Regions from separate parts of the Homo sapiens genome. Here all the other regions are linked to region 2. The links are chromatin loops, found by intact Hi-C in ENCODE. Cell type or tissue: PC-9. All regions are shown on one strand. Region 1 overlaps DAPK1 (death associated protein kinase 1). Region 2 overlaps DAPK1 (death associated protein kinase 1). Region 3 overlaps DAPK1 (death associated protein kinase 1). Region 4 overlaps DAPK1 (death associated protein kinase 1). Region 5 overlaps DAPK1 (death associated protein kinase 1). Region 6 has its middle 69 kb from the start of DAPK1. Region 7 has its middle 120 kb from the start of DAPK1.

The links. Hi-C counts contacts between places; a loop is a spot of excess contacts. Peaks named below come from ENCODE experiments on the same cell type or tissue, not always from the same donor. Only the 100,000 strongest peaks of a DNase experiment are listed, where the experiment ranks them.
Region 1: it touches region 2 in a loop (4-fold over the local background); 11 of 110 quality-filtered maps call a loop at or near these places.
Region 3: it touches region 2 in a loop (5-fold over the local background); 14 of 110 quality-filtered maps call a loop at or near these places.
Region 4: a loop joins it to region 2, with 8 times the contacts of the local background. A loop is called at or near these places in 30 of 110 quality-filtered maps.
Region 5: a loop joins it to region 2, with 3 times the contacts of the local background. A loop is called at or near these places in 25 of 110 quality-filtered maps.
Region 6: a loop joins it to region 2, with 8 times the contacts of the local background. A loop is called at or near these places in 4 of 110 quality-filtered maps.
Region 7: it touches region 2 in a loop (6-fold over the local background); 6 of 110 quality-filtered maps call a loop at or near these places.

What each region holds. Positions count from the first base shown.
Region 1 is chr9:87,569,177-87,573,176 of GRCh38, forward strand. The region is part of intron 2 of DAPK1 (death associated protein kinase 1); the gene reads left to right. Among named protein-coding and RNA genes, the nearest start is that of DAPK1-IT1, 18 kb to the left of the region's middle. RefSeq lists enhancers at 963-1,132, 1,957-2,457. In PC-9, no CTCF peak of the experiment used is centred here; DNase peaks (open chromatin) are centred at 935 and 1,855; H3K27ac peaks cover 1,929 bases.
Region 2 is chr9:87,501,061-87,505,060 of GRCh38, forward strand. All of the region lies in intron 2 of DAPK1 (death associated protein kinase 1), which reads left to right. Among named protein-coding and RNA genes, the nearest start is that of DAPK1, 5.2 kb to the left of the region's middle. RefSeq lists an enhancer at 1,532-1,591. In PC-9, no CTCF peak of the experiment used is centred here; DNase peaks (open chromatin) are centred at 1,061 and 1,571; H3K4me3 peaks cover 1,335 bases; H3K27ac peaks cover 2,689 bases.
Region 3 is chr9:87,597,784-87,601,783 of GRCh38, forward strand. The region is part of intron 2 of DAPK1 (death associated protein kinase 1); the gene reads left to right. Among named protein-coding and RNA genes, the nearest start is that of DAPK1-IT1, 46 kb to the left of the region's middle. RefSeq lists an enhancer at 2,569-3,162. In PC-9, no CTCF peak of the experiment used is centred here; DNase peaks (open chromatin) are centred at 2,198 and 3,608; H3K4me3 peaks cover 875 bases; H3K27ac peaks cover 3,288 bases.
Region 4 is chr9:87,661,112-87,665,111 of GRCh38, forward strand. The region is part of intron 18 of DAPK1 (death associated protein kinase 1); the gene reads left to right. Among named protein-coding and RNA genes, the nearest start is that of CTSL, 63 kb to the right of the region's middle. In PC-9, CTCF peaks have their summits at 1,967 (motif pointing left) and 2,169; a DNase peak (open chromatin) is centred at 1,880.
Region 5 is chr9:87,640,659-87,644,658 of GRCh38, forward strand. DAPK1 (death associated protein kinase 1) reads left to right here. Exons shown (of 26, transcript NM_004938.4): 9 at 144-189; 10 at 1,311-1,400; 11 at 2,718-2,810. Among named protein-coding and RNA genes, the nearest start is that of CTSL, 83 kb to the right of the region's middle. In PC-9, no CTCF peak of the experiment used is centred here; no DNase peak of the experiment used is centred here.
Region 6 is chr9:87,426,900-87,430,899 of GRCh38, forward strand. No RefSeq gene overlaps it. Among named protein-coding and RNA genes, the nearest start is that of DAPK1, 69 kb to the right of the region's middle. In PC-9, no CTCF peak of the experiment used is centred here; DNase peaks (open chromatin) are centred at 1,102, 1,442 and 1,952; H3K4me3 peaks cover 1,375 bases; H3K27ac peaks cover 2,315 bases.
Region 7 is chr9:87,371,643-87,375,642 of GRCh38, forward strand. No RefSeq gene overlaps it. Among named protein-coding and RNA genes, the nearest start is that of DAPK1, 120 kb to the right of the region's middle. In PC-9, a CTCF peak has its summit at 2,418 (motif pointing right); DNase peaks (open chromatin) are centred at 1,019, 2,529 and 2,859; H3K4me3 peaks cover 1,064 bases; H3K27ac peaks cover 3,671 bases.

The sequences.
Region 1 (4,000 bases), 68 kb after region 2:
GTGTGGAGTCTGGTGAGGGCATCTGGACTTTCAACAGCTCCCCTCCCCCACTGACGATGGTTGAGAATTACTACTCCAGTCTGTGAGTTTTAGAGTTCACTGTGCATCAGAAGCACCCAGGAGCTCTTTAAAATGCAGGTTGCTGGGCTTTGCCCCATGGACTGAATCCAGAGTTCACGGGGGAGCCCAGGAACCTGTATTTTTCAAAGCTCTACCTCCAGCGAGACTCAGGTGATCATTGACTTATGTGCTTCATCGCAGGTGCCCATATAGAAATACGCAGATAGGTTATTTCAATTTGCAATTAATACATATAAATACTTTAGTGTCCTACTTTTGACAAGCAGTTGGATGGAAAATCGATCTTTTGAAATGGATGTCAGTTTAGGCTCAAAACGTGTGATTACCTAAGTTCTCACTGCTGGAGAATTCAAGCTGATAGGCCATGTTTTTCAAAGGAAGTGGGTGCAGAACTGGATCCTGTCAGTGTCAATGCGGGTGCATCCGGGTGTGTAGCAGTGCCTTTTGGTTAAACCCAGGCTTTCCCTACGAGAGGTCTTCCAGTCCATTAATCTTGTGTTAAGTTTCTTGGCTGGAAGGGTGGTTTATAGAAGTGGTGCCAAACAGCTGTAAATGCAAGGCTGAGAACTATTTGTCCTCTTCCTTTATTTTTAAGACTTCAGAAAACAACTTTCACTAAATTGGTAAATAAAGTTTTAGGTATTATTTTCTGATTAATGAAATCACCATAAACTACTACTTCTAGACTTCCGAATGTCATGATTTTATTTCTGGTCTTATTATATTTGTGTTTCTGAGTCTTAATGAGCTAGAAATGCTTATAAGACAAAAGCAATGTGTGTTTTTTCCTGCATCAGATTCTTTTACACCTTATCTTGAAGTTTGCATAACTGAGTCACTTTCTATTTTTTTTTAATCACTTTGATAAGAGAAAAATTTATGTTAGTTGCAGTCCAGGAAAAAGAAGGCACAAACACTGCTGATCAAATATTACTAAAGCTTTTATGGACTCTTGAACCTCATTTTCCCTCCCATATGTACACAAGACACACTTCATTCTTACTCTGTTTATGCCTCTCTGTCTAATAGAAACTTCACTTCTGACTCCAGCTTTGTCTAATTATTAACACAGAGAGGTACTAGAAGTTGTCCATTAGCAAAGAAGAGAAAAATTATGTTTAGGGAACTAATTTTATAACAGCTTAAAATGGCTTTGATGTAAATCTGCCAGATGCCTCTTTTTATATCATCAAATACTTTGCTTTACCTTGAAGAATATTACCCCCAGGTTGGGACAGGAGCTTTCCCATTCTTTTCATTATTTTGTATGTAAAAAAAACCCAAAAAGCCAGTTGTACCTCTCGTAAATAATACATGTTTTCCTCTGCAGAACTGTAGTCTATGTGACACCTACAAACAAGGGACTGCTTGAGGAGTGAAAACCTGGCTTAACCCAGGCGTGCACTTCTTAGGGAATTCTTTATAGGAAGGAGTCATCATTCATAGCAGTGATTTAGAAGATTTCATTCCAAAGATTGAATTGCCTGTTCAGCTGTTCAAAATGCCTGATTCCCCAGATTTCAGGAACAGCAGAGAGGGGAGAGAAACCATTTGCAAACACATAGGGTGTCGAGTAAGAGTCTCAGAGATTTTTTTCTTCCCATCTGAAGTGTCATATGCTCAGTTTGCTTCCCTTGCTTACATGTGGAACTGACCCCTAACTGTGCTGATAAGAGAAGAATAAGTAAGTAAACACCCCCAGGATTTGAGGCTGATAGAAAAGTCACTTGGTTTCAGTGAACTGGACTGGAACACGAGCTTTTTGTTTGCTCTTGAAAGTTTAGCACTTGAATTTCAGGTTGGGCTGTTTAGTTCATTAAAGAAAATGTGGATGCCTCATGCCAACGCCTGTTTTCTTTAGGCCTTGAGAATAGAAGGCATTGTGTATTCGGTACACACACACTAAGGGAACAGTGACTTAATTGTACCCTGGGAACAAAAGCCATTACCTGAGGACAAGATGGGAGACCCCAGGCTTCTGCTCTCTGTTTCTCTCTGCAGAGTCAGCATTGCTGGGAACCCTGGAGCAAGTATCTGAACTGTTGCTGGTGTTTGCCTGTGAAATTGTAATCATGGGCTGGTTTCTCCTGGAGCTTAAACATGAGGGGAACTTGGCTCTGTGGGGAACCTGACTTCTTGTGAAGAGACCCAGAGCCTAGGCCCCATCCCCCACCCCCCAACACACACACACACACACACACACACACACACACACACCAACACACACACACACACACCCCAACACACACACACACACACACACACACACACCAGAAGCGAAGCAGGCGGAGAGGGAAAAGGGAACAGAGAGGGTTTGGTTCTCCCATTTGATCTGTCTCCTTGCAAACGTTCCAGTGACATAAATGGATGGTTGCATCCTGCGGCTGCCCATCCGTCTGCCAGCAGTCCACCTTCAGCTGATGCCATGTAAACAGCGTTTGCACACTTTCCTTAAACAGTGATCTGCGGGCAGTGCGTGCGTGCCAATGAGAGAGCTTGGGGGCCTTTGGAGTTTTGGGGGATACCCTTGATTATTCTCTCACACAAAGGTGGTGCCTCTGTGTCCCCTGGGATGGGGACATGGGGGTTGGAGGCCTCTCTCCTTCTGAGGGGCTAAGTGGTTGGCCTTGCTGTTGGCTTGAGCCAGCTCTTTGGTTGCAGACCGTGGAGTCCCAGGGATCTTCCTTCCAGGGCTTTGTGTTTTCTTTTGCCTTTGTGGATCAGCCAAGGCCACCTTTTAAGAGTTCTTTGTTCACTGGGGAGGATTCTGTCATGCCAAGGGCTGGGAATAAAAAAGTCACAAATAGAAAGACTTGCTCAGCATTGGCAACTCCCATCCCTCAGTGGTTCTCTTGAGTTTTGGTAAATCTAGACTGATGAATATAGCAGCTAATGATCATAGTAGTAGCAGCAAAAACAAAGCTGGCATTCATTAACATATCACACTGCCCCATGCCTTTTATACATTAACACTTTCAATCCTCATAGTAAGAGGTCTCTATTTCTTTTAATGAAGCAAATGAAGAGCAAGTATTTAGACCGGGTTCTATGACAATGGCTACTAAATATATTATATTCTCCTTGAAGTCGTGCCGTTATAGATGGGAGCCAGCTTTTCTCAAATTTCAATGTGCTTATGAGTCACCTGAGGATCAGGCAGATTCCAATTCAGTAGGCGATATTGTTTGGATATTTGTCCTTACCCAGATCTCATGTTGAATTGCAATCCTCCATGTTGGAGGTGGGGCCTGGTGGGAGGTGTTTGGGTCATGAGGGTAGGTTACTCCTGGCTTGATGCTGTCCTGGTGATAGTGAGTGAGTTTTGGTGAGACCTGGTTGCTGAAAAGTGTGTGGTTCCTCCCCCTCACCTTGCTTGTGCTCTCCCCATGTGAAGTGCCTGCTCCTACTTCACCATCCACCAAGAGTGAAGGCTCCCTGAGGCCTCCCCAGAAGCTGAGCAGATGCCAGTGCCATGCTTATACGGCCTGCAGAATCGTGAGCCAATTAAACTTCTTTTATTTGTAATTTACCCATTCTCAGGTATTTCTTTCTTGCATTGCAAGAACAGCCTAACACTGTAGGTCTAGGTGGGGACTGAGATTCTGCATTTAAAACACACATCCAGATGAAGCCCATGCTGCGGCCCACAGAATGCATTGGGTGGTGAGGTTCTAAGCTAGATATTGCCAAGCCTGGCTGAGATTCTGAAACACACAGCTCTCCTCCCACCTTCCAGATGCTGATTCTGAAGACAGGAGTTTCGCTTATACAAAACACTGAGCAAACTGGGGTTCTAAGCGTATCTGTGATCTCTGCAAGGCCACACGGACAGCACCCAGCCTTCTGGGGTTCAGAACACCTTCCCTCCTCATAATACCTCTGACTGCATGTTAAATGGCTCTGACTGCATGTCAAATGG
Region 2 (4,000 bases):
GGACATGTAGGAAGATGCTGCTTATATGACATCACGTGTCACTGAGGGAAGATTGGGAGTGGAGGCAGGAGTTTGGTGGCAGGAAAATGGAAATGGGCAGATATGTGGCACAAATGCAAGGTCATTCTAAGCAGTGAATTACTAGTAGACCAGTATCTAAGATTTAAGACTTTACTTGGCCAGGCGAGGTGGCTCACACCTGTAATCCCAGCACTTTTGGGAGGCTGAGGTAGGCAAATCACGAGGTCAGGAGTTCAAGACCAGCCTGGCTAACATAGTGAAACCCTGTCTCTACTAAAAATACAAAAAAAATTATCTAAGATTTAAGACTTTAATTGGCCAGGCGCAGTGGCGCGCGCCTGTAGTCCCAGCTATTTGGGAGGCTGAGGCATGAGAATCGCCTGAACCTGGGAGGCGGAGGTTGCAGTGAATGGAGATCGCGCCACTGCCCTCCAGCCTGGGTGATACAGCGAGACTCTGTCTCAAAAAAAAAAGAAAGAAAAAAAAGACTTTACTTATATATCTTTAGCAGTCATCTAAATAATAACGATTCACTTACCTTATAAATGTAGTGAGACAAAGTACATAGCCAGGAGGAAAGATGGGTTTTTGAAGAAGTAGAGTACAAGTATTATTGTTAATGTTATTTTACTTTTAGGAAAATTGAAAATGTTCGTATTTGTGTGTACTGCCTAAGACTTCTGTAAAAGCTCTCTGTCAACGGTCAGGAACTTTATAGAGTATTGCAACTATTGCAGCAGTCCATCTGCAGCAGTAATAGAGCAGATGGGCCACTGGACAGATACCCTGGTCCAAAACCTGGCTCTGCAACTTGCCAGTTTTCTTGAACAGGCCATTTACCCACTCTGACACTCAGGATTTTCCTCTATGAGAGGTTTAGTGCTTTTTTCATTGCTGTTGTAAAAATAATCTAACTTGTAAAAGTAGTTGATCAGCAGTAGAGAGTTAAACAAATATAGATATTATCTGTAGACTGGCTGAGACATCTGGGTGCCCCAGGCAAGCTAATAACTTGGCCGGCAAGTCAATATTCTTTAAGTTTCTGTTTACCAGCTTTGGGAGGGGATGCCTTATAGGAAAAGGGTCATGGGGAGAAGGGTTGCTGACAGCATTCAGCCTCCACTATGATTCTGAATAATGCAGCCCTGGCCTTGAGCTGGCACACCCTCCAAGCAGAAGCAAGTCCCTGCAGCAGATGCACTTGTTATCTTTAGAAGGGTGCTTGGTGGCCTTCAGTTTTGGCTCCTGGAGGCCCTTTAGGGTCTCACCCTCTGTCCCAGGAGGCGGAACAAAGAACTGCCTCCATGATGTGTAATAGTCTCTGGGAGGAGTTCTTATAAATCTGCTATTATACCGAGGTGTTTTAATGCCCCAGGATGCCCTAGCATCTCTTATCAGTTGGCACCTCGGGCAGCTGCAGGCTGACTTGCCCCATTGTCGGGCTCTAGTTACACCCTTGGCCGTCGTTCAGCCTAACCTGTGAGCCTCCTGGGCACCTCTCTGTGTACACTGCTTTCCTGAGGGACTGGCCTTCTTTCCTATTGCACCATCTGACCTTATATGATCTTAAGACCTAAGTCCTACTTCCTTAATGAATCCTTCCACAATGAGTTTCCCCTTTTAAAGTCAAGTGACTTCTCTGAGACTCTCTTTGTCCATGACCATAGACTGCCCAGTGACATGTTTATCCTGTTTCATGTTTATTAGTCTTGTATTACTCTTTGCAGCCAGCTTGTGAGTTTCTTTGGGGTGTGCCCTGTGGTTTGGAGTTGTTGTGGTCCTTTCTCCCCATGGTGTGCAGGGTTTCATAGACTTCCTGCAAATTGGTATCTATGATCAATATTGGGATTAATGCATGCCTCAATGAGCTAATGCAGTTTGGCAAGTGTAATTTTGAGACCAGAATGGGGATGTAAGATGCAAACGATGATGCTGATGCTGATACTGTTAGAGAGGCAGTGTGCAGTGTGGAAAAACCTGAGAATGCTCATTTGGAAAGTGGGGAGACACCTACCCTGGTAGAGTGTTGTTAGAATTACAGACGTGGCTTTAAACATCTGACATGCAGTCTGTCTTTCTAGTCTACAGGTAGATATGCATTTACTGAACACCTACTAAGTGTGATGTGTCTAAAATATATATATATGTATATGTTTTTTATATATATGTGTGTGTGTATATGTATATATATATATATTTTAGAGACAGGGTCTTACTCTGTTTCCCAGGCTGGAGTGCAGTGGCACAGTCATAGCTCACTGTAACCTTGAACTCCTGGGCTCAAGCAGTCCTCCCACCTTGGCCTTCCAAAGCTCTGAGATTATAGGGCAGAGACACTGTGCCTGGCCTCTAATATATCATTTTTATTATTTTTAATAACCTGTTTTCTCCATCACAGCATTTACCACATTGCATAGTAACTGCTTATTTGATGATCTGCTTTCTCCATGGGGCCATTACCTTGGACTTGCTCCTCACTTTTTATTTCTAATGCCCAGGTTGATGCATGGCACTTAGAAGGCGCTCAGTAAATGCATGCTGTTAGACTAGACTGAGTGGATCAATATATGTAAAGCAACTTGAAAGAATATGTATGTATTAGGGCCTCAACAAATGATGGCTTGTGGTGAAGATGAACACTTAGGATATAATGGCTGCCGCTCATCAAAATAAAAACTGCTCTTGTTTTTGCATTCTTTGTGGCTGAACAGTAATGAGCACAGCAGCCAAAATTTTCAAGCACAAGATCAGTTTTAAACAAAACAAATGAAGTGGAGCATTAAATATTTTACATTGGTTTGGATGGTCATTGGAAGCTAATAATTCAAGTTTAAAACATTCCCCTTTCGGCATAAAATCCATAGGCATTTTAATTGAAGTAAGAAATTGTCATAAGCCCTGGCAGTCCAAGTGCTTCTCTAGACCGGTTTACTGTGGATTGCAGGAGTCAGTCCTATGAATAATGGCAACCCTGTGTGGCTCATAGAAGGGGAGAGACTTTCTGGCATGTTTTTTCTTCAGAAATGGGAACCGCAGGCCACCGGTGGGTTTCTGCATCCTTATAGGACTGTGCTGAATGTGACATTTTTCCTCTTAGCATTTTTGACTCAGAATGCTCTCAGATGTTTCCTCTGATAGGAAAGGGTCCAAAGTTTTAAGAGAGATAAAGTTCAGCTACATAGATTAAAGGCAACGGTTAGTGATTTTAAAAGTGTGTACATTTTAGGAAGGTCTAATAATAATTTTCCAGGATGTGAAGGGAAAGCATGATGGTGTTAGTAAGTGGCAGTTTGGTTGAATGCTTGCTTGCTGGCACTGGGAGTGTGTTGCTGGATTACTAGGGCAGGCATCAAATTTAGGTTCAAGGGGGCCAGGAACAGAGTAGGTGGAGGTGCTTATTGGTCGGGAAGCCAGGGAACATGGAAGCTCACTTCTTGGTCCCCCATGCTCTTTTACCCTCAGCTTGTGTCTCCCCGGCCAATGAGGAAACTGAAGGCCCCATATCATTGGTATATGCCTCTGCAAAGCCATGAAAAACTCATAAGAAACCTACAGAGATGGATGTCCAGATAAATTCCAGTGCACTCATCCCTCGGTATCCATGGCGGATTAGTTCCAGGACCTCTGGGGACACCAGAATCCACAAATGCTGAAGTCCCTTATATAAAATGGCATAGTATTTGCATATAACTGATGTAATCTTCCCATATATCTTAAATCATCTCTAGATTACTTACAATACTTAGTACAATGTAAATGCTAACTAAATAGTAGCATTATAATGTTTAGGGAATAATAACCAGAAAAAAAAGTCTGTATATGTTCAGTACAGATGCAGTTTTTTCCTGAATATTTTTGGTACAAGGTTGGTTGAATCCATGGATGCAGAACCCACAGATCCAGAGGGCTGACTGTAGTTGTATACAGGTGTTATATCAGGAGAGGCAACATTGGCTCTTCCACCTTGTTCTCTTCCCTC
Region 3 (4,000 bases), 97 kb after region 2:
TAGAAATACGAAGTAGGCTCTTTGATGCCTTCCTGCCTCTGCTCACACTGTTCCTCCTCTCGGAAACCCTGTCCCTAAACACACACCTTCTTCCACTCCTGACTCACGCTCAGCCTTCAGGGCACAGCCTAGGAGGCCAGCTTGGGCAGGGGTTTCCTAACTGCACCCTCTCTGCAACAGCAACTGCGTCCCCTTTTTTCTTCTTCCCACAGTGAAGTATTTCATGCTTGTCTCTCCTCTAGTCTGTAAACCCTCAGGGTCTTATCTCCTGCTGTAAATGTGAACTATTATCAGATGTTAACTCATCCTTGAGAAACCGTTTCTGTTCCTCACCCCTTACCTACAACCTGTAATTCTAATATTCTGGCAGAATTCAAGCTGCCTGCTACTCTGGCAGCAAAAGTCTTCTGCAAAAATAGATCACCCATAAACCACCACTAAAACCGAGCCAGGGATTTGATAACGAGTTCAAAAGTAGAAATTACTTTGTGTTAATGAGAAACCATATTGGAAAGACTTGGGAGGAGCGTAAAGATGGAACGTGTCAGCTGTTAGATTTAAACCAGATCTGTTTCCAGCATTAATATAGAGAATTCATCGTAATACTAGTTACCATAAATAATTTTTAACTGCATATGTATTCGGTAGATGCATATTTAAAGTAAAAACATGAAAAAGGAGATGCTGTTTTCGTCACTTTTTTTTTTGATCTGCACTCACCTGCTCCAGGTGAGAACTTGTTCTAATGGCATGTCTGGATCAGGGCCAGCAATGAAAAGGTTAGACCCTGGGCTTGGCACCAGCTTATGCAGCAGAGACATTAATTGTCATGTCCAGTCAGATTATGCTTTTTCCTTCCATTCTGAATGTTGCGTCTTCTCTGACATTGTATATCCACACCTTCATTCTCCCATGTGAACAGAGCCTCCCACAAATAAATAAAGTTGACAGTAAGAACTGACTGGATTAAACAAAAGTTAAACAGGTTTCTTTTTAAGGCACCAGGAACTATAGAAGACCTACAGAAACAGGAATGCTGCCATCCTTGTGCCTTGACCTTGAGAATCAACTTGGGTTTCTTTCTGATTGTTACTAGAATGCTTCCTGAATTCACAAACATGTTGTACTTTTATTGCATGGCATCTCAGAGCATCTTAAAGCAAAGGTTTTAATTAATTAGAACACCTTGTGAGTCTTCAACTGGGAGGAGAAGGCAATATGACCCAAACAGATTTAACCACAAACCCCTGCCCTTTGCTTTCCCCTCACAAAACACTTTCCTAGAGTGATGCTGGAGTCTGTCTGTAACTTCACAGTGAGATGTCTTGTATGACAAACATAATATGTACGAGGTCCACACAGCAATGGGGCTCAGTACCTGGAGCTTTGGAGGCGAATACACTTGAGTTTGAGTTCATTTCTTAGTTATGCAACTTACTCGCTCAGTGATTTGGGACAATCTTTAAAAATCTCCCTGAGACCTGATTTTCTTATTGGTCAGAAGAGATGACGATGTGTATCTCATGGAGTTGTGATTATTAATAAAGAAATATGTGTAAAGAGCCTTGCATATGATCCTGGTTACAGTTTCTTCAGTGACTGCAGAGGTAGTAGTCAGATTAAATATATCAGTGAGTCAGACAGAGAAATTAGATGTCAGCCTGTTCTTTATGAAGCTTGCTCCTTTTCGCCGTGCGTTTCCTCTTTTTAATAAAATTGGTGATTACATTTGAATCAAGTTTTTTAATATAAAACTCATTAAAGGAAGAATGTGTCTCATTATCTTTGTATGTATCTGACCATGAGTAGTTAATAAATGTTTATTACATTTAGTGGAAAGTTTTTAATATTAAAATTAATGTGATGTCTATATCTAATGCAACAGACTGTTCTGTCAGTTATTAAACGATGGAAAATTTTAGTGCATTTTTTGGGGAAAAAAAGTTGGTGTACAGTTGACTTTCATTATGTGTGAGAGTTATTCTCTAGAAATTCACTGCAAACACTAAACCATTGCTCTTAGGAGAAATCCAGGGTTACCTTCTTGTGAGTCTCTGGTCAAATCATTTTTGTCATTTTTGCACAACCTTGTTTTATGTGTGTTTCTGTTTAAAGACATCGTATATGTATATGTGATTCATTAACATTGAACTCAAGGCAAACAGCACATTACGCATGCCTGAATGAAGCTTATCTAACACACATAGTCTCTCCCTGAGTCATATCACAGCTTTGTTGTGCTTAGAAACACTAGACAGCCCCACAGTACTATACTTGGGGGTCATTGTATACAGTGAAATTACCAATAAAAAACATGACACTAAATGGGCTGCGGAGAGCACACTCGATTATGGTGTGAGAGCCGAAGCAAGAAGGCAGCTGTTTGACTTCAGCTAGGAACGTGTGCAGCAGCCTCTCCAATTTTCCACGATCCTCTCCAATTTTCCACGATCCGTGCATGTCCACAAGTGACTGTGAAAGTGCCAGAAATATTGACTTGGAGGTTACAAATAAATTTTATGCCTCCTGCAGTGACTCATGCCTGTAATTCCCCGACTTTGGGTGGCCGAGGTGGGAGGACTGCTTTGAGCCCAGGAGTTCTAGACCAGCCTAGGCAACAGAGCGAGACTCTATCTCTGCAAAAAAGAAAAAAAAGAAAATTAGCTGGGTGTGGTGATATGCTCCTGTAGTTCCAGCTGCTCTGGAGGCCAAGGTGGGAGGATTGCTCGAGCTCGGGAGGTCAAGGCTGCAGTGAGCTGTGATTGCATCACCACACTACAGCCTGCGCGGCAGAGCGAGACCCTGTCTCAAGAAAAGAAAAAAAAAATTACTAAGTAGGTGAATTCACCAGTACAAAATCCATTAATAATAAGGATCACTTGTACTGCTTTATCAAAATTAAATGTCATAGCATGCAAAGAATTTCTCTTTTCCAGTAAAAAGCTACCTTCCCCCATCCATTGAACAGCCCCAGCTGTATTAATGGTAATTAATTAATAATGCAGCCATCCGTATCGTTGTTAATTACTGACTGGCCTCAGTGCATGGGTGTGAGGAGGGGGCAGAAGGGACAAGCGCCCCCAGCGTGGTTGTGGCAGTGGCCTTGCTGCTTTATGTGCATTCGCTTTGCTCCCTGGTCTGTCTGAGCTCGCCCTTGAAGCTGGATCATGGTATTCCTCTGAGGGCACACGATTTAGGAATCCTCACCAGAAAAGTAAACACACAAGCTGTTTTTTTAAGTTGTTGTTGTCTTTGGGGAGGCAGAGGTTGGGTGAAGAGGAACTGTCCCCCCAAAGGAGTCCCGATCCAGGGTGGAAAGCGGGTCCAGGCCCAGCTGCCCAGGAAGGAAGGGATCGGAGCAGCAATTCACCAACAGTCCAATTCAAATTAGACCTCACAAAGCAAACTACTCTGATTAGGGAAGAATTGCTCCTCCAGGAGTCTGTCCTCACAGTTTGCTGGCTGCCTGAGGAGACTGTGCTATGGAAATGCCCTACAGGCTTACCCATCACACACAAAGGCTCCCAGAGGCCCCCAGGTGGGCCTGGCTGCTGGCACTTTGGCTCAGCTTGTGACTCTGAGCTCCCAAGGCCAGGGCCAGCCTGCCTGAGCAGTTATAAGTGGCAACACACCCTCTGGGTGGGGACAGGCAGCAAAAGGAGGAAGGGAGTGAGGATTTAGCAATAGTTGTATACATCGTTAGCACAGGACAGCCCTGTCATGGGCTTTTTTTTTTTTGTCCTATGAGGGCTCTTTTCTCTCTGGCAGTCATGAGAGGTAGGTACTTGGGGGGTAATACTGCATCACTGTGAGACTGGGGCAACAGTGTGCTGATGAAAATAACTCCAGTTGTCGCAGATTAATAATAGCTAACAGTTACTGAAGACTCCCTATGGTCAGGTGCTGTCCTAAACACTTCATGCGCTCATTTCATCCTACTCCCTCCAAGACAGGCACTTATTATGCCCACTCTACAGATAAGAAAACTGAGGCCTAGAGT
Region 4 (4,000 bases), 160 kb after region 2:
ACAGGCGTGAGCCACCACGCCCAGGCTGATTTCCTTTTCTTAATGGCCAAGTAGTATTCCATTGTGTATATATACCACAATTTTTAAGTCCAGTCCTCTGTCGGTGGACACTTAGTTTGATTCCCTACCTTTGCTACTGTGAGTAGTCCTGCAGTGAACATACAAGTGCAGGTATGTTTTTGACATAATGATTTATTTTCCTTCAGGTAGATACCCAGTAGTAGGGTTGCTGGAATGAATGGGAGTTCTATTTTTAGTCATTTGAGAAGTTGCTGTGCGTAATTTCTCTATGTTTTCCATAGAGGTTGTACTAATTTACATACCCACCAACAATGTATAAAAGTTCCCCTTTCTCTGCATCCTCTCCAACATCTGTTATTTTTTGACTTTTTAATAATGGCCATTCTGATTGGTGTTAAGGTGATACTCATTGTGGTTTTAACTTGCATGTCTCTGATGATTGGTGATGTTGAACATGCTTTTCATGTTTGTGGGCTTTCTGTCTTCTTTTGAAAAATGTCTCTTCATGTCCTTAGCCCACTTTTAAGTGGGATTATTTTGGGGTTTTTGTTGTTCTTGTTGAGTTGTTTGAGTTCCTGGTACATTCTGGATGTTAGTTCCCTGTCGAATGTAGAGTTTGCGAATATTTTCTCTCATTCTGCAAGTTGTCTGTTCACTCTGTTGATTATTTCTTTTGCTGTGCAGAAGCTTTTAGTTTAAGTCCTGTTCGTCTATTTTTAGTTATGTTCCGTATGCTTTTGAGGTCTTAGTCATGAATTATTTGCCTAGACCCATGTTTAGAAAGTTTTCCCTGAGTTTTCCTTCAGTATTTTTATAATTTAAGATCTTCCATTTAAGTCTTTAATCTATCTTGAGTTGACTTCTGCAAATGGTGAGAGAGAAGGATACAGTTTCATTTTTCTGCAAATAGATATCCAACTTTCCCAACACTCTTTATTGAAAAGGGTGTCCTTTTTCCAGTGTATGTTCTTATCAGTTTTGTCAGAGAACAGTTGGCTGTAAGCATGTGGCTATATGTTTCTGGGTTCCCTATTCTGTTCTATTCCATTATCTGTTTTTATGTGGGTACCATGCTGTTTTGGTTGCTATAGCCATCTAGTGTAATTTGAAATTAGGCAATATGATGTCTCCAGCTTTGCTCTTTTTGCTTAGGATTGCTTTGGCTATTTAGGACCTTTTGTGGTTTCATATGAACTTTAGAGTTGTTATTTCTAATTCTGTGAAAAATGAGGTGAGTATTTTGATGGAGATTGCATTGAATCTGTAGATTGTTTCAGGCAGTATGGTCATTTTAACAATATTAATTCTTCCCATCCGTGAGCACAGGATGTTTTTCCATTTGTTTGTGTCATCTATAATTTGTTTCATTAGTGTTTTTTAGTTTGCCTTGTAGAGATCTTTCACCTCCTTGGTTAAATATATTCCTAGTTTTTTTTTTTTTTTTTTTTTTTTTGGTAGCTATTGTAAATGGGATTGCCTTCCTGATTTGGGGCTGGATCGTCATTGGTATATAGGAACTCTAATGATTTCTGTATGTTAATTTTGTATTCTGAAATTTTACTGAATTAATTTATTAACTCAGAATTTTTTGGTGACATCCTCAGGGTTTTCTAGATATAAAATCATATCATCAGTGAACAGGGATAATTTGACTTCCTCTTTTCCAATTTGGATGCCTCTATTCCTCTTGCCTAGTTGATCTGGCGAGGACTTCCAGTATTCTTAAATTATTGAGATTTTTCACATTCTTTGGTTTATACAAAGCTTTCCTTCTGTGCCCTCACAGCGCATCCTTACTCCCCAGGTTTCAAGCTGAGTCAAGGCCTAGGGAGGGGCCTCTGGTCTTCCTGGAAGGCCCAGCACCTACGCCTTCCTCCTACCCTCCAGAAGCAATTCCATCCTCCTCTCCTTCAGAACCACCCTTGACCACCAGCGCCCCCTGCTGCCACCTTCCCTCTCCGCTGAGTCCTCAGCCAGGGGGACCTGAACAAGTCTGCACGTCCTGTCCCCACTTTGTCCTTGCCTCCCCTACTCCTGCACCCTCCACTGTCTTGCCTTCCGTTCCACGTAACCCTCAGCAGAGTCCCCACTCACCTCCTGACAGCTTTCCTTCTAAACTGTCTTACTATAAAAGAAAGCATAGATAGAAAAAAGCACATAAACCAATATAAAGCTTAGTGGGTTTCCATAAGACAAACACCTTTGAATTCCACGCAGGTCAAGAATAGAACTTTCCCAGCCACCCCAAAGGCCCCATGAACCTGGCCCAGCTGTTGCCTCCGCTCCCGCCCACTGTGAGCCCCTCCCTGATTTGAAGCCAGCTCTTCCTTTTGCTTCCTTGTTATCTTTCCACCCAAGCCCCAGCTGCTGCCCCTAAGCCTCTTTCACTGGATATCCCCAGGACTGGGCACCCTTGGCACGCCCTGACAATCCTGCCTGGGCTGAGAAAGTCCCCGCGTCCTGCTTCTCCCTAGGCCTCTGCTTCCTGCTGGTCCATCTTCTCCCTCTCCATCCCCCTGGCCCTCTCTGGCCCCCAGACTTGCAGCTGTCCAACACTGAGGCCCATGCTCAGGTCTCTGGTCCCTGCTTGCCCCTGAGTGCCAGCCTCACACAGCACCTTCAGAGGCCCTCGGCCCCCCCACACCAGGGTCCCTCCCTCCAGTTCTGTGCTTCCTCCTCCCCAGTGTTCAGCCTCTGCAAAGGGCTTCCGCATCTGTCTGTCACTCTGCCCAGGATCATGGAAACCCTTCTTACTCTCTCCTCACCTATTTGCATCTAGCCGGCAGCCTACTAAGTCTCCTCCCACTTCTCCATGACCACGAAGCACCCGCCTCTCCAGCCCCCACCTGGTTAAGGGCGTCACCCTTAACCTTAGTCTCCTCCAGACCAGTCGGACTCTTCACCCACCCCTGCACTGTAGCCTCCTGCCCCTTGGGACCAGTCCATCCCAGCCCCACGTTTATCTTTCTAGAAATGCCAGCCACTCAGTGGGCTCCACTTTCACCTCCACCTGGGGCTCCTCTGCCTTCAGGATGTGAACTCTGCAGCCTCTGCCCAGCCTCCCCTTCCCCTCTTCTCCCCTTCAGTTGTGGCTGGGTCCTGGGAAGCCCCTGCCGGCTCCCCCATCATGGAGTTGTCACCTGCTGTTCTTTCACCCTGGAGCTCCCCTTTCCCCCTTCACCCCCTGCGCATAGTGTGCCCACAGCATCAGCACACACAGGCACACATCTCTCTGCCCACTTCTGCCCTGAGGGTACCTGATGGCGCTCTGCCTTCAGAGAGAGACTTGGAATGCCCGCTACGGGCATGTGGGCACACAGCCCATAACATTCGGGGAAGACTCCGTGGCACCCACTCCTCCTCATCCATCAACATTCACCTCCAGCCCAGGAAACCTCCTCTGTTCCAGCCTCTCCGGTGTGTGTGATTTGCCCCTGTGGGCTGGTAGTCCCTTCGCCTTCCTTGCTCTATTGGAATCGTATCCGGATTTCTCCTAGCAGGAGTGAGCCCTTGGGCAGGAATCACTGGGAATTCATTGCTGCCTCCTAAGTGGGCTCCCTGCTTCCACCCTTACCTGTCCACAGCCTGGTCCCCACGCAGCCGCCTGGTCAGACGTAAGTGAGATCTCATCCTCCTTGCTCAGATGCTCTAGCAACTTCTCATGGGAATCAGAGCCCTTCAAATGGGGGCTTCCCCAAGGATCTGCCCCTGACATTGCCTCCCTGACCCCCATCTCCTGTTCCGCCTCCTCCCGTCTCCCTCCACATCAGCCCCATGAGCTTCCTTGATGTTCTTCAAAAGTGCTGGCCATCCACCGCCCGGGGGCCTTTGCACTTGCTATTCTTGGGCCTGAGTGGCTCTTCCCCAGGTATCCATGTGATTTGGTCTCTCACCTTCTGCAGGTTTTGACTCGAGCTTCACCTTCTCAGGGAGGCCTTTCTGGACCACCCTATTTTAAATCCTATCCCTCCCCCACCCC
Region 5 (4,000 bases), 140 kb after region 2:
AAAAGACCGATGTTGTTTTTGGCTTTCTTCCCTGAACTGCATTTTCCACAGTATCTGCTTGGCAGGCCCAGCCAGCATGAAAACAACCTTAGTATTTGCTGCTATGGTCACAGCATTTTTTTTCTTCTCCCCCTCCCCTCAAGGAAGAGAATGACAATTCAAGATAGTTTGCAGCATCCCTGGATCAAGGTGAGTTGCATATTACGAAACTGTTTAGATCACTTTCTATGTGATTGGTTTGGGCACCCTGGTATTCATGTATCATAGAGTACTGCTAACCACAGGTCACACCTGGAGTGTTAAGTTTGCTATTTGCATCGTATCTTAAGAAAAGCTGACAGGTTAGACTGTATACTAATGATCCCAGAGGTGGGGAGAGAGGAATAAGCGAGCACAGAGCAGGAACTGAAGAAGGTCAAGCCCACTCGACAACTGTGTTTGGAGTGACCTGTGGGGTGTTGGCCCAAACAGTGTATTTAACATTTTATGTTGATTCCAGCATGTAAATATCAATCAAATCTGGATTTCCAGCTTCTCTTGGGAAATCTGAAGATCTGCTGACACTGAGCCCTCATTCCACGTGGCCTTGGGAAGTGGCACAGGTGCCTTGGTGCTAGGGAACAGGGCGCCCTGGAACATTACACCTTTACATTACCTGCCTGGCCTGGTTGACATTTGGATTAAAGTATCTTCAATCCAGGGCAGAAAGGGCTAAGGGTGGGAAAGTATGATAGTTACAGAATAAAATCATGAAATAAAGAAGTGAACATCACAGAATCAGGCTCTGGGGGCAAATAGCTTTGCTGTGCAAGTTCCCAGCAGTTACCTGGGTTCTCCTAGCCAGCTATGGTGTCTCCTCCTCCCAGAGGTGGAGGACAAAAGCTAAATACATCTACTGAAAAAGATACAATACAAGGAATTCTCCTGCTATAGGCCAAACTAACTTTGCTGACCTCTGAGATCCCTCTCAGCTCTACATTACTTGATGATACCCAAGTTCAAATGCCTCATAACATAGCCTCACCATGAATATTGCCATTCCCAAACTATCAGTGTGGAAAGTTGTGATTTAGTTTGACCCCAAGCTCTACTTCTCCCCAGTGTCCATGGATGATACGAAACCCTGAGATAGAAGAGTGAGCCCGCTAAGACTAGGTGCCTAGGTATTCCATGTTATCCCAACTTCTTATGCTAATTTAATAAGGTGAATGTGTAAGCATCCTGAATAAGGAGATGTTTCAAAAAATTGTCATATAACACATTTTCATAATTTGAGAGCTTTAATTTTTTTTCTTGGATTTTTATTTTAGCCTAAAGATACACAACAGGCACTTAGTAGAAAAGCATCAGCAGTAAACATGGAGAAATTCAAGAAGTTTGCAGCCCGGAAAAAATGGAAAGTAAGATTGTTTGTTGTGGAGGGATTAACAAATTCTGTTTCCTGTGTAGAGTAGTGTGTGGTCAGGGTGCATCTCCTCTGATACTGGTAATATGGAAGATACATCCTTTCCTCTTTTTAATCCACCCTGTAGTGTTCTGCACCATTACTCTATTTTGAAAAACAAGCAAAAACAATATTTTAGTCACTTTAACTGATACCATTAAATGTAATTTTGTGTTGTTTTCATCAAAACTATTCTCAGTGCAAATTTTTATAGCAGCACTGTAAAATTATAGTGAAATTTTTTTCTAATACTACAAGCCACATTTTAAATAAATTCATTCTTTGTGGTAAGCAGCATGAGATTACATTTGTGCTGTACCTTGGGTAAGTGGGTCTCTCAGCCCAGCCTTTATCTGTGAGTGGTTGGAGTGGGGGTGGGGTGGGGCCGTGAGCATTTGCAGGGTGGCCTGTTCTCCTTCCTCAGTGTGGATGGCCTCCACAGGGGCTGGGTAGGACATTGCTCTGAAGGCATTGCAGACCTCCTGGAACAAATCACACTTCAGGGCTAAGAAGGTGATGGGATGGTTTCCTGTGCCCAGGGTCATGTCAAACCTAGAGGAAGTGGGTACCTACCGTGTCTTCCCAGCTCAGGGCCAGAAATGTACCTCGTTTTCACACCTACCAATTTTGGGGTGCCGTGGTAGGGATGAGGAAGACCACAGCACTAGATTCCCAAAAGTCCTTAGAATTAGGCTTAAAATAGAGAGAGAGCAACCATTTCTCTTTCTCGCTCTCATTCTTTAACTGTACTTTTGCCTTAGAGAGTAAATGCAGAGATGTTTGTTCTATAGACTAAGAGGTCCCCCAGCTGTTCACTTCCAACAGCTGTTGCGTTTTGGTTATCACATTGTCTACCATCACTGCTTATGTGGCACAAAGGACACAGAGCAAGGCCCCTGCAGTCTGTGCTTCTCTGAGGGTGATCTGCAAGGGTCAGATCACCTTCTCCAAACAGCAGAGAAGAAAATATAGAGAGAGAAAGGATGTGGGGTGTCCAGCTCTGTAGTTCAATAATGAAACATGGAAGGAGAATCTCTATATCCTGTTGTCTTGATTTATAAGACCTTTAAAATTATTCTTTAAGCAAATACAACCCATTCTGCTGTAGGATTGCCCACCCTGGGAGAGTGTGTGCTGATAGCAATGAACACGATCTCGCAGGCTTTGTCGTTTGTACTCATTTGACAATTGTTACATAAGCTGTCTCTCCTCCTCTCACCCTGCCTTTTTCCTCCCCGCCCTCCCTTTTTTTTTTTTTTTTTTTAAAAAAAAGCAATCCGTTCGCTTGATATCACTGTGCCAAAGATTATCCAGGTCATTCCTGTCCAGAAGTAACATGAGTGTTGCCAGAAGCGATGATACTCTGGTAAGCAAACCCGTGAGCCCTGGTGCTCCTTTCTTAGCACTGGGTACTCAGAATGACCAAGCTGTTCTATTTGTTCAACCTCCCAGGAACCTGAAGTTGTGGAAATGGCAAGCTTATTCTTGATCCCCTCGGAGGGGTTTGGGGGTGCTGATTGATGCACCCTCTTGCTTCTTTCCTCTTTTTTTCTCTTTGATTTGGATGGTGCTGTCCCCCCTCATAGCCCCATACCTCTAACACTACCCTCCACCTCGATGCAAACATAAGCACAGACCACCCCCGCAACACACACACATACACACATGCACAGCAAATGCACACACATAGAGACACACGCACTGATATTTTGGTAAAAGAGAGGCTAGCCAGCAGAAGAGAAAAGAGCTTATCCTAATTTTCATGAACTGTAGCCACTGACATAGAAGAATCTTGGTTAACAGTAGCACAGAAGGGGCAGACAGCCGCCACTCCCTTCCCACACACCCACACCAGAGAATCAGGGAGAATGCAGTGCTGCTTGCTGATGTGTCTCCTAGCAGACCAGAAGGCCAAACCTGCTTGCATGATTGGCCTGGTGTTGACTGCCCAAGGCCCTTGAATGTAACTCCAACTTTCTTAGTTTTAATGTGAACTTTGACAAAGTGGCAAAGATTTATCAAATTTGTTGTTCGGTACTCTCTAGTTATTTTTCCTTTGTAATTAGAAATGCATTTATTTTCCAATTTCTAGCCTTTATTTTCTTTATTTTCCCCTCTAATCCAAACTGAAACCTAATCACAGATAAGCTCTTCAGATACGAGTGGAAGTGTCCGAATTCAACAAGACTTTCCCCTGACAATCAAACAACGGGGCTTTGTTAAGTCAGGAGGTGAAGGGGACTCCAGACAAGGCAGCCACGGTTGTCCTGCGGGAACTACCCTGCCCCTTTAACTGAATAGTCAGCATTTTCCCGGTGGAGCCAAGTACTTCAGGGTGGGAACTGCAAACACCAAGCTCCCCTTTTTTCTCCTTAAGTTAGTAGCTTCACTGAGGCTTCACATCTAGCCTTGTGGAGTGAAATGGGATTGGAGATGTTTGAAAAAAAAAGCAAAAGAGAAGCAGATTAGGGCGAGAAGAGAGAGAAGAGGAGGCTTTGTTTGGGAATTGTTAGAGGGTGGCTGCACAACCAGTGAAAAGATAAAAACTGTGACTCT
Region 6 (4,000 bases), 74 kb before region 2:
AGCTTATTAAATTCTTTTTACTTTTTTTTTGAGACAGAGTCTTGCTCTGTCGCCCAGGCTGGAGTGCAGTGGCGCGATCTCGGCTCACTGCAAGCTCCACCTCCCGGGTTCACGCCATTCTTCTGCCTCAGCATCTCGAGTAGCTGGGAACACGGGCACCCACCACCACGCCTGGCTAATTTTTTGTATTTTTAGTAGAGACGGGATTTCACCATGTTAGCCAGGATGGTCTCGATCTCCTGACTTCGTGATCCGCCCGCCTCAGCCTCCCAAAGTGCTGGGATTACAGGCGTGAGCCACCGCGCCCAGCTTTAAATTCTTTCTCTGCCAGTATACATCTTCCATTTTTCATTGGTAAGACCAAGCAGAAGAGAGTTAAGGCATGATTCATGACACGCTCCAATAGTGAATTCTGAGCTCAGAAGAGAAAATAAATCTCAGCAAAAAAATATATATACATATTTATATAATATAAATATATATTATATATATATATAATAAAAATCCTGCTGAAATGCTTGGGGCAGGGGCAGGGCGGGGGTGGAATCAGACCCTAGAAATGTTTAATCTTGTGGATATCATTAATTTTTAGACACTATAGTAGAAATGTGAGTTAACTGCTCGGAGGGATAAATGAGGTTCTAGAAGTGAAAGTAAGTAATTGAGTCACAGAATCATAGAGCTGGAAGGGATCTTAGTAAATATTTCGTTCATTCATTTTCTGCTTAGAATACTGATACTCAAAAAAGTTAAGTGACTTGTGTAAATTCACAAAGCTAGGTGGTAATGTAAAGTCTAACCCAGGTAATGTAAGGACCACCAGCCCGTTCCATCACATAGACTGTGGTTTTTTCTTCCCACTCCAAAGGATTTTAAGTCTGAATTCTTGAGACTGTATTCCTTTCCTAGAAAGGGCATACTTCCCCAAAAGTTAAATGCACTGTGCTTGAGAGTCTTCTCCAAGGTGTATTTGGCATGACTGGTATTCATGTGGCCTCTTTATGCTCGATTTTTCTGATGGCTGGCCACCTCTTACATCCAGGAACAACCTACTTTGTAGAAACCATGACTGTAACCTGCTCTAAACCTGTGGTCAAATCTTGCCAGAGGCAACAGTCCTCTTCCTAATGGGATCTTTCCCATGACTCTGTTGAGGAACTGGAAAGTCCAGTTTCTGTGGTCAAGAGAGAAATCCTAATCATTGAGCACTAAAATGTGAGACCATAGAGGACCCTCACCGCTGATATTCGAAAGGCTGAAAATGCACTGTCTCAGCCTCCTCAGTGAAAGCAGACTCAGCAGATGAGTGTGTTCCTGTACCTTCCAGCTTTATGCTTTTCCTGTGGTTGACAGAAAGGAGCTGGAGTGGATTGGAGGAGAAGCTGAGATGGATTAGGAAACTACTTCCTTTTCTACAAGCTTACTTCAGGAATAGTCAATCAAGGCTCTTCAACGTGACTAAACATTGCGTTAAGCATCCTTTGGCTTGAAGACATCAGCTTTCTAAAATGAGGGCTATTAAGGCAAGTGGCTGTGTAGGGCCTCATGCATTATGAATTTGCTAGTCATGGATGAATACAAATTACCTTGCAATCAGGACACAGCTGGTAATTAGAAACAACTCTTCTTTTGATTCAATTAACCACCTGAAGAAATTAGGTTTTGATTTAGATTTGGGTTGGAATGCTGTAGTCCCCTTTAAAACAAGGAGAAAAATGGACAATTCTGAAGCGTAGAACATCTCTTCCAGATTTGCAACAGGGAAGTTCTCTCCATTATGGTTAAAAATCAATAAATTAAAAGAAAATGACCCACCATGTGTCATTGTTGTGAATAATTGCCATTGATCAGCTCAGGAGGGAGAATGGGGCAGAATAGCTTCCATTTCCGAAATCAGATCTTCCCCACAGTTGAGACAGCCTCCTGCTCTAACTGGTTTGACAAGAGGAGACTGACCTACGGTTGGGAAGCTGGCCAGTGATTACCCAGGGAGTAGGTAGCAGCTCAAAGGTGGAAACACAGAGGTCCTTATTTTCCAATCCACTGCACACTGCCTATAGCACACAACACCCACAGATGTGCAAAACGAAGGAGGAAATGTGTGACCTCTTCTGAACTGAATCTTGTTGTCCTCTCTGAGCTTAGGACTCTACTGAAATGCTAGATAGAAGCAGAATGTGTTCCCCCACCTCCACCCATGACAAGACAAGTGCTTTAATAAAATCTAAGAAATGTGGTCCACATCCCAGAAGAAAGGTGTTGCCTAGCAGCAGTGACCTTTAAAGAAAGGCCAGACAGACTTTTCCTAAAGGATTTTTAGGATATTGGGAGTCAAGTTTCCTGATGATTTATCTAAATATAGTACTGAGAATTTACCACCTGCATTATTGGAGGGAGCCTTTGAATACTCAGCCTCCAAAGATAAATATTAATAATAATGTCCAACACGTACTTGGTGCATTGTTTCACAAAGCATGGTACACATCCCTGTACAGATGCCACAGATGGTATGCAAAGTGATTTTAGGTACTATCTGATGAATATTTGTTATTTTATAGGTTATGTAATTGTTTTAAAATGTGTTTGAAAACGTAACCATTTCACCATTCATCAGATTGAATGAAGATAGACTGGGTGTGTGGGCTGAGGCAGGAGGATCACTTGAGCTCAGGAGTTCAAGGCTACAGTGAGCTATGATTGTACGATTGCAGCACTGCAATCTGGCCTGGGTGACAGAGCAAGACCCTGTCTCTCAAAGAAAATTTAAAAAATACAAAAAGAATAAACAGAGTTGATTAGGATGAAACTAAGTTTTAAGAAGTGATTTAAATAAACTCAGTTTTAATGTTTAACTAAAGAAGAGCCAGTTTTAAATATGGCTGACATTTTGCAAGGAATAATTTGGTGCTTGTTTTGTTCTAGGCACTTTGTACAGGATTGCAGTCTCTCCTTCATTCCTTGTTTTTCTGGAAACTCAGGCTAATCATATCTGTGAGTTGGTGAAATGGAACTTACTCGGGTTTTGTTTTTTTGTTTTTTTTGGTGTTTTTTTTGAGATGGAGTTTCACTCTTGTTGCCCAGGCTGGAGTGCAGTAGCGCAATCTCAGCTCACTGCAACCTCCACTTTCCAGGTTCAAGATATTCTCCTGCCTCAGCCTCCCAAGTAGCTGGAATTACAGGCATGTGCCACCATGCTCAGCTAATTTGTGTATTTTTAGTAGAGACAGGGTTTTGCCATGTTGACCAGGCTGGTCTCGAACTCCTGACCTCAGGTGATCCAACCACTTCGGCCTCCCAAAGTACTGGGATTATAGGCATGTGCCACGTGCCCGGCTAATTTTGTGTGTGTGTGTGTGTATATATATATATATATATATATACACAAAAATATATATATATATATATATATATATATATATATATATATATATATATATATACATATATTTTTTTTAGTAGAGACAGAGTTTCTCCATGTTGGTCAGGCTGGTCTCTAACTCTCGACCTCAGGTGATCCGCCCACCTTGGCTTCCCAAAGTGCTGGGATTACAGGCATGAGCCACCACGCCCGGCCTTGTTTTATTTTCTAAACACTTCACCCTTTGAATTAAATCCTCTTGGGATATGGAGTTTGCAGGATTACTGACAGACATATGAAATTCTCCTGCTTTAAACAGAAAGCTTTAGAATTATTTCAGGGTTGTGATAGATACCAATTCATGAAGACAGACAGTGTACATCTTTTCCCAACTCTGCATTCAGGGACAGTACATTGGTAGCTTGAAACTGGCCATCATGAGAGTATTTGCACCACAGATATTGGCAAATTCTATAAGTTAGGAACCAGTGGTGGTGGCATGGCCTGTAGTCCCAACTACTTGGGAGGCTGAGGTGGGAGAATCACTTGAGCCCAAAAGTTTGAGACCAGACTGGGCAACATAGCAATAATCCATCTCTTTAAAAAAAAAAAAGTGTTAAATTAGGGGTTGGTTTTTGCTTT
Region 7 (4,000 bases), 130 kb before region 2:
TGAAATTTACTAAGTAAGTTGGAGGAGGAGAGTTGGGAGAGCAAGGAACGGAGAGGAAGCTATGTGGTCAAAGGCTCCATGGTGTGGAAAGGCCTAGAGCATCCTGCAGGACGGAAGCCTTCAGGTGGCAGGGAATGGCTGGCAAAGAGCTGGGAGGTGGGGTGGGCTCTGGGTGGCCTCAGGCCTCACGGGCTTATGAGGCCTGGGGCTTCTTCATCCCAGGAGGAATGAGGTGCTGGAAAGTGCCCTCCTGAGCTTTTGAAAGCCGGTTACATGGAGAACAGTGTGTCACATAGGGAGTGACAGAAAGTAAGAAAATCAATTAAAATTTACTGCAGGGCAGGGTGTGGTGGCCCATGCCTGTAATCCCAGCCCTTTGGGATGCCAAGGCAGGCAGATTACTTAAACCCAGGAGTTTTGAGACAAGCCTGGCAACATGGCAAAAACCCATCTCTACTAAAAATACAAAAATTGGCAGGGCTTGGTGGCGTGTGCCTGCAATCCCAGGGAGACTGAGGTGGGAGGCTCGCTTGAGCCCGGAAGGCAGAGGTTGAAGTGAGCTGAGATCACGCCACTGCACTCCAGCTTGGGCAACAAACCCAGACCATGTATCAAAATAAAAAAATAAAATAAAGTTACTGTAGTAGCCCAGGCAAAAGACATTGATGGCTTTTCACATTCCAGAATATTTCTGGCATGAGAATTTTATAAGCGCATGGAATTAGAACTCACATACTGATGTTCATACACTAACAGAATTAGATTATCTACATGGATTCCCTCTCATTCCTTCCAACCCCACCTCCCACAGAGAAAATGTTTTGTTTACTGTAGCTTTAAATTGTTCAGAAATTTTACATCTTTACTTTTCACAACACCTAGCAGGGATGCGGGCAGAGAGAAAGTGGTTAATAGATAACGTCGCCCTTAGAGAAAGGCAACACTGGATAAAATATAACTACGTGACCTGCTCTTGCTCCCTGTACGTGCAAATGGCGCAGTCCCCTCAAGCGCTGTTAATGAAATCAGGGAGTGGCACAAGGGCCGTAACCTCCAGGCGGGGAAGGGACCCAACCCACTGAGTGCATTCCCGAGAGACAGAGCCTCCTCTGCTGGGTCCCCATAGCTGGAAATAAAAAGAGATAAAACCAAGCATGAATAATGAGCCTGTCATTCAGGTGTTAGCCTCCACTTTGAAAATTCACTGAAACTATTTCCAAGATAAGAACTGAAAGCCTGAGCTGAGTGCCTCCTCTGCCTTGAACAACTGCGAGGGAATCTAGAGCGGGGGTCCCCTTCCATGAAAGATTACAATTACTCCCACACCTGTGTTTTGCAGGTGGTTTTCAAGAGGGCAGCAAGTGAAAAAATACAATGGGTGAGATGATATGTAAATATAAAATATTAACAAATACACCTAACACAGTATTTGACTTTAACAATTAGGAAAGGCTTTCCTTTACCAACAGCCAACACATACATATATGATACGTGTTAAGATAACACGGCATTGGCCAGGCACAGTGTCTCACACCTATAACCCCAACACTCTGGGAGGCTGAAGTAGGTAGATCACTTGAGGCCAGGAGTTCGAGATCAGCCTGGCCATCATGGTGAAGCCCATCTCTATTAAAAATACAAAAATTAGGCAGGGTGCGGTGGTTCACGCCTGTAATCCCAGCACTTTGGGAGGCTGAGGTGGGCAGATTACCTGAGGCCAGGAGTTCGAGACCAGCGTGGCCAACGTGGTGAGACCCTGTCTCTACTAAAAATGCAAAAATTAGTCGGGTGCGGTGGCACAGCCCTGTAGTCCCAGCTACTTGGGAGGCTGAGGCAGGAAAATCACTTGAACCCGGGAGATGGAGGTTGCAGTGAGCTGAGATTGTCCCACTGTACTCTAGCCTGGGTGACAGAGCTAGACTCCATCTCAGAGTAACTAACTAACTAACTAAATAAATAAATAAAAATAAAAATACAAAAATAAGCCAGGCATGGTGACGCATACCTGTAGTCGCAGCTACTCAGGAGGCTGAGGCAGGAGAATCTCTTGAACCTAGGAGGTGGAGGCTACAGTGAGCTGAGATCGCATCTCTGCATTATAGCCTGGGCAACAAAGCGAGACTCCATCTCAAAAACAAATATATAAACAAATAACATGACATCTTATTTTCTGGGTTCTTCTCACTTCCTTCTCTACTTTGTCTCTGAGTCCATTTTTACATCTCTGAAAATCATTCCGAGGCACTGAGCGATTGTCTGAGGATGTCTGCTACTGTTTTTCACAGCCATCTGCCATCTTTGCTGGCTCTTCATGTTTTCCCTGGACTCTTTTTACCTTGTCTTAGAACTCATCTGAGCCTCAGGGTCTACTTGAGATAGAAACGAGGTGTCTTAGGACAAGCTCTACCCAAGGAAGGAATTCAGGCCACAAGGAGGCTCTGAATGTCCCAGCCTGCTCATCCCTGGGTGAACACAGCTCTGGCTATGATTCAGAGCTCTCCTGAAAGTGTAACCACCCAAGGGGTTCACCTTGCCTGCTGCTTAGACAGAGCTGATTCATCAAGACAGAGGAACTGCAATAGAGAAAGAGTAATTCACGCAGAGCCGACTGTGCGGGAGACCAGAGTTTTATTATTACTCAAATCAGTCTCCCCGAGCTTTCGGGGAGCAGAGTCTTTAAGGATAACTTGGTGGGTGGGGGGAAGCCAGTGAGCCAGGAGTGCTGATTAGTCAGGGATGAAATCGCAGGGAGTCAGAGCTGTCTTCTTGCATTGAGTCAGTTCCTGGTTGGGGGCCACAAGATCAGATGAGCCAGTTTATTGATCTGGGTGGAGCCAGCTGATCCCTCAAGTGCAAGGTCTGCAAAATATCTCAAGCTCTGATCTTAGGAGCAACTTAGGGAGGGTCAGAATCTTGTAGCCTCCAGCTGCATGACTCCTAAACCATAATTTCTAATCACGTGGCTAACGTTAGTCCTACAAAGGCAGTCTAGTACCCAGACAAGGAGGAGGTCTGCTTTGGGAAAGGGCTGTTACCGTCTTTGTTCAAACTATAAAGTAAGTTTCTCCCAAAGTTAGTTCAGCCTATGCCCAGGAATGAACAAGGACAGCTTGGAGGTTAGAAGCAAGATGGAGTCAGTTAAGTTAGATCTCTTTCACTGTCTCAGTCATAAATTTGCAAAAGCAGTTTCAAAAGCTGTGCTTGTCAGTTGGCCTCACATCTGCATGTCTACTTCAGTGGCTACAAAATTTCTAGAGCTTAGCACCTTTCTCCACTTTTGTTGGACACCTGGCTCATCCCACAAGTACTTCTGCAAATATAATTTTTATTTAAGTTGTTTACTTTCCTCAGAAACTAGAGCATCATTGAGGGAGCAAATGTCTGTAAAACATTTAGGGAGCAAATGTCTCAATCCCGAGGCTGAAGCATGAAAGCCTGACACTGCTCCAAAGTACGAGCTTGCTCTCATGACAACTTTAGGTTCAAGATCAACAGTTGGTGATATTTAGGGAAGGCCTTGCTTTGTTTTGGTGTGTAGTTAAGCATCACTCCTGTTGAAGAGTTTTACACACACACACAGACACACACACACACTAGAGAAATACAGAGAGTAGAAGGTAGATACGCAGGTATGCAGAGTATGTGGAGATACAGCATCAAGGTCAGAAACATCACTGGGGTCCAAACTCAAATGGCTTCACAGCCTTCCAAGGAACATTAATGTGTAAATGTGGTTGGGGGTGGGGGGGTGCGGGAAAGAGGACAATAGGGAAAGATAAGAGCTGCACGGGAGAAGAGAGTGCCCAAAGTCTTCAAATTTCAATGATTTTTAATTCATACTTTGAGACATATCTGCAGGCAGCAGAGGCTTGAAGATCACAGCCTGAGACATCCTGATTCTGTCATGCTGCCAGAACATTGCCTCCTCTACTGCTGTTGTTGGCACTAAACCTTACTGCCCAGACTGCCATCCAATTAGTAATAGGATTCATCAACACTT